Linked DNA regions of Homo sapiens: region 2 is linked to region 1. The links are chromatin contacts, found by Hi-C or POLR2A ChIA-PET in ENCODE. All regions are on one chromosome and are shown on one strand. Each heading gives the region's core, a stretch centred on a gene start or an enhancer-like site at or near the end of the contact. The rest is flanking DNA. Distances are from core to core; before and after follow the strand shown. Region 1 holds the start of ARID5B (AT-rich interaction domain 5B). Region 2 overlaps JMJD1C (jumonji domain containing 1C).

Region 1 (2,631 bases), core at 92-2,591:
AATCTAGCCTGGCGGAGGACCGGCAGCTGGGTCGGAGCTTGCGAGGGCTTTGCAGTCTCTGCCTGTTCCTTGTTCTGTCGCTCTTAAGTTTCTCTGTGTTTGCATAATAGCCGTGCATGCAAACCTCGCAATGCTCCAGGGCTCCAGAACAATAAATATACACATTTAAAGCCTTTATTGTCTTACGGTTCATGCCCCCGGTTTTCAACAGCTTAATTTCTGGTTGTATTTAACTAGTTTGCAAATGGATTTTTTCAGTTTCAAACTATTATTGAGGAAGCTCCCCTCCCTTTTTTGGCGGGGGAGGGGATGGGGGTGGGGTAGGAGTCGGTATATTATTCCTGTAGCGCTGGGTTATATAAACACATTATCATTTGAGAGCGCCCTTGGCGTCCATCAGCATTGTAAACACGTACTAGTGTATATACTTCAAAATTAAAGAATGCACACGCAGAACCGGGAGCCTGAATTCATATTCTGAGCAGACTCGCTTCTCGCATTTATTGATTTATCATGCATCGTTTATTGTTCCAGTCCCTAAATGCAGTCGCTGTCCGTTCAATATTGTTTGCGAAATCCTAAGATGTGTGTGCACTGCTCACTTGTCTCTTTTTTTTTTGCTGAGTATTTTTTTGCGAAGCGAACAAATGCATTAATATTTATATGTTTATATAATCGATAACCCACTTTTCCCTTCCATGTAAATAGGCATCAAAAGATAATTTAACAGATTAGTTCTCGAAAACATGGCAGTGAGGAAGCGTAATTTAACTATCAAACAAATCTACATGTCTAATAACAGCAAATCTGCTAAGAAGCATTAGAAAGAGGAGCAGCGCCCCGGAATCTCTGCAGGAAATGTTCTTTATATTAGACATATACAAGCAGGTCCTGTCAGATGCACAGTGGAGCTCGCTACCCCTCCTCTCCTCCAAAAATCTCATCAGACGATATCCCAGACAGGAGCGGTTAGAGAGAGAGGAATCACATCTCCACACAGTTTTAGGGTGCTTTTTATTTTTACAAATCTTCTTGTGTGTTTTTTGCCTTGATCCATCCTCTTCCCGCCGAGATCGTATGGCGCCTTTCTCTCGATTATGAATTTGATCAATCCATCTTTGGAAGAAAACCCACATAGTTTTTTCAGGAGCTGAAAATTGAGTCGTTATAGAAATATTAGGACATATTTTCAATCATTTCGGTGCCCGAAGGGAGGCAAGAGCTCAGTTTTATATTGAGACATTACGCCGGCTGAAGGCAGAGAATGCGTTTCCCTGCCAGGACCTGATGCAATCCATTCAAGCCAACAAGTTTGGAGAGAATGTTGAGTTCAATCAATTCAGAACGTCGAGATGGAGCCCAACTCACTCCAGGTATTTCGCTCTCCTCCGCTCCTCCGATCCCGGCACCCCCCGGCACCCCCCAACCCCCCAGCTCACCCACACCTCTGCACCCACCCACACCCCCCACAAACTTTTCACCAAACTTTTACCCTCTGCATCCCCCAAAATCATTTTTATTGTTTAAAAAAATCCCTGCACTGATCATACATACATAATGTAATTTTACCGCCTCAAATGGGGAGGTGGGTAGAAGTGGCGGTGGGGGGCCCTGAGTTTTTTTTTTTTTTTTTTTAGGGAAGCAGAAAATTTGTGGGTGCTATTATTTTTCCACCCAGCGTTATATCTGTTGGGTCGTCTGTATTAAGAGAGTGGATGTCTGTGTGTAAATGTGTCTGGGAATAGATGTTTGTGCTCTGATGGCTACATTATTTATTTGGTGTTTTTTTCCCCCCCTGCAGTGGGTCGGCTCACCGTGTGGCTTGCACGGACCTTACATTTTCTACAAGGCTTTTCAATTCCACCTTGAAGGCAAACCAAGAATTTTGTCCCTTGGCGACTTTTTCTTTGTAAGATGTACGCCAAAGGATCCGATTTGCATAGCGGAGCTCCAGCTGTTGTGGGAAGAGAGGACCAGCCGGCAACTTTTATCCAGCTCTAAACTTTATTTCCTCCCAGAAGACACTCCCCAGGGCAGAAATAGCGACCATGGCGAGGTGGTAAACCTGTCTGTCCCCCTCTTCTTTCTTTATTATTTTTCCCCCTAGTAATGCTTATTACAGGGCAAGCTTGAAAATACTGTATTCACTTCTGCAGGCAAGCAGGATCGACTCCTTTTTTAAAGGGGTAGCGCCACTAGCTGGGGCTCGAGTATTTTGCCATTGTCAGAGTTTGGCTGTCAGCTTTACAAAGAGGATCCAACTGCTGATTTTAGTCAAGATCAAATAACTTGTTCGAGAAGGGTTTTGTTCAAGGATGTGTGTGTGTGTGTGTGTGTGTGTGTGTATGTGTGTGTGTGTGTTCATTTGCTCTCCTGCTATTGCCTCTTGAACATCACATGCTTTTTATATTTTTTGCCTTTTGAAAATTTACCTTCGTGTCTGGCTCGGTCGTGTCTGGGTGGATTTCTTTCGGTGGGTTTCGATATTGTTCTTTTTTCAAAGTAAGTATTTGATATGTTTAAGAGGGCGGAAATTACGAAATGGAGGCAGAATGAGATCAAAAGCTATTGAGTTGGCAAAGACGTGTTGAATAAAGTGATAAATGACAGGTACTGGAATAATACATTCAA
Region 2 (2,631 bases), core at 83-2,582, 1.3 Mb after region 1:
GTGTAAGCATGGAATCTCTTTGGGGTAACAATGATTGCATCTGGAAAAAAGGAACTGGGGGAAAAATGTGAGATACTGAATTTTCACCGTGAACTTTTTATACTTTTGAATTTTTCTGTTTATGTATTACATTTTCAAAAGAAAAACATTAAAAAGTAGTATTTTCAACAAATAGTACTGGAACAGCCAAATGCCCATATGCAAAAAATTGAACCTCGCTCCATACTATGCACTACATACAAAGATGAACTACATTGCATACCCAAATGTAGGACCTCAAACTATAATGGTTCTAGAAGAAAATGAGGAGAAAATCTGAGTGATCTTGGGCTAGGCAACAATTTTGTAGATACTATGAAAATACCATCCATAAAAGAGAAACTGATCAACTGGACCTCATCAAAATGGAAAAAACCAGCCAGGTGGGTTGGCTCATGCCTACAATCCCAACACTTTGGGAGGCCAAGGCAGGAAGATTGCCTGAGCTTAGGAGTTCGAGACCAGCCTGAGCAACACAGCAAGACCCCATCTCCACAAAAAATTAAAAAATCAGCTGGGCATGGTGGTGTCCATCTACAGTACTAGCTACTCAGGAGGGTGTGGTGGGGGGATCACTTGAACCCAGGAGTTTGAGATTACAGTGAGCTATGACTGTGCCACTGCACTCTAACCTGGGCAACAGAGCAAGATACTGTCTTTTAAAAAATGGAAAAATGAAAAAAAAATGCTCTTTGAAAAGAGAAGCTACAGGAAAGGAAAATGTATTTGTAAAACACATTATCAGATAAAAGACATTATCAGAAATTGGCAAAAAACACTCAAAACTCAGTAAGAAAAAAAGCAGCTAAATAGACAGAATATTTGAACACATATTTAACCAAAGTAGATATACAGATGGCAAATGAAGATATAAAAAGATGCCCAATGTTTAGTCATTAAGAAAGTACAAAGTAAAACCACCATGAGACACCACTGTACACTTACTAGAATGGTCTAAAAACAAAACTGACAGTAACAAGCACTAGTGAGGAAGCAGAGGAAATGAAACTCACATAACCCTGCACTGGGAAATGAAAATGGAACAACCAATTTAGAGAATAGTCTGGCAGTTTCTTAAATTTAATCATACATTATAGTATCACCAGGCAATCCCACCATTCAGTATTTACTTAACAGAAATAAAAATCTTTGTTCACATAAAACCATGTATATGAATGTTTATGATAGCTTTATCTATTATTGCCCCAAAGTGGAAAAAACCAAAATGTACTTCAGCTGGTGAATGTACGGATTTAAAAAATGAAAAAAATATTCATACAACTACCCAGCAATAAAAAAAGAATCAACTGATAAATACAACAATAGGAATGAATCTCAAATACATTAAGAAAAGCCAGACTTAAAGGGTACATACTGTGTGAGTCCAAATTTACAGCATACTCATAAAAGAGGAACTATAGGGACAAAAAAGCAGATTAGTTGCAGGAACTTTGGGTGGGAAGAGGCTGACTATAAAAGTGCAAGAGGATGCCGAGCATGGTGGCTCATGCCTGTAATCCCAGCACTTTGGGAGGCCAAGGCAGACAGATTACCTGAAGTCAGGAGTTCGAGACCAGCCTGACCAACGTGGAAAAACCCCATCTCTACTAAAAATACAAAATTAGACAGGCGTGGTGGTGCATGCCTGTAATCCGCAGCTACTCGGGAGGCTGAGGCAGGAGAATCGCTTGAACCCGGAAGGCAGAGGTTGCAGTGAGCCAAGATCGCGCCACTGAGCTCTAGCCTGGGCAACAAGAGCAAGACTCTGTCTCAAAAAAACAAAAAACAAAAAACAAAAAAAAAAACTGCAAGAGGGAATTTTTTCGGAGTGATGGAATTGTTCTACATTTTGATTATGTTGTTACCTAACTATGCATTTGTTGAAACTCACAGAATTATACATTAAATAAGGTAAATTTCACTATATGCAAATTATATCTCAATTTACAAAAATGACTACACTACCTAGGTTAACTTTATAAAAACTGACATTGGATAAATTCAATATGTGAATAAAGATCTTCAAGGGAATCTACTTTGTATTATCAAAGGATTATTCCTATGTACAAAAAGATTTATAATACTAGTCTCTTAAATAGGCTCTTCTTTTGAGAGCATTTACATTTGAATACAGATTAGCTATTTTCTGCTAAGAGTCTAGAAGTCAAAGAAATGGTGTATAGGGTGAATCCCAGATTAAACATGAAACATAAATAATATGACATCTCTGAAATAATCATAAGTCCATGGGAAAATATAACCACTTAATGTAAATACATTTTTTCCAGGAAATTATCATAGAGAAAAAGGTATTTATTATTATGACATTTGTATTTTACTACTGTATCATAAATGCCATTTGAGATCTAATAATGATAAATCTGACCCTGAATCTGACACATCCTAAAAGCTAAGCAATTATTATCACCTAAGTAGTATTTGTATGGAAGAGTGCCATAAATGCTAAAACAGTCAATGACTATACTTATATAAAATGTGAGAAAGTTTCCTTGGTAAACTAATATACATCAGCTACATCTCAATTACTTAGCAGTGGAAAAGGTGGAGAACCAACTGTTGAGGCAAAGCAGC

What was found. Hi-C counts contacts between places; a loop is a spot of excess contacts on that map. ChIA-PET counts read pairs that join two places held with the same protein, here RNA polymerase II (POLR2A). Pooled maps may share reads with other maps.
Region 2: a loop to region 1 is called in a pooled map, with 4 times the contacts of the local background. The contact joins the enhancer-like site here to the promoter of ARID5B in region 1. A Hi-C loop is called at or near these places in 1 of 168 maps with a recorded cell type or tissue (tibial artery) and 1 of 50 pooled maps. POLR2A ChIA-PET finds 5 or more read pairs at or near these places in 1 of 52 experiments (OCI-LY7).

The regions. Positions count from the first base shown.
Region 1 is chr10:61,900,358-61,902,988 of GRCh38, forward strand. ARID5B (AT-rich interaction domain 5B) reads left to right here and starts at 1,342. Exons shown (of 10, transcript NM_032199.3): 1 at 1,342-1,373; 2 at 1,802-2,056. The coding sequence starts at 1,353. RefSeq lists a silencer at 1-33 and an enhancer at 1,032-1,534.
Region 2 is chr10:63,173,024-63,175,654 of GRCh38, forward strand. All of the region lies in intron 24 of JMJD1C (jumonji domain containing 1C), which reads right to left. Among named protein-coding and RNA genes, the nearest start is that of NRBF2, 41 kb to the left of the region's middle. Within about 2 kb of position 1,333, at least 2 of the 41 ENCODE cell types and tissues checked have a DNase peak (open chromatin) inside an H3K27ac peak, as active enhancers do.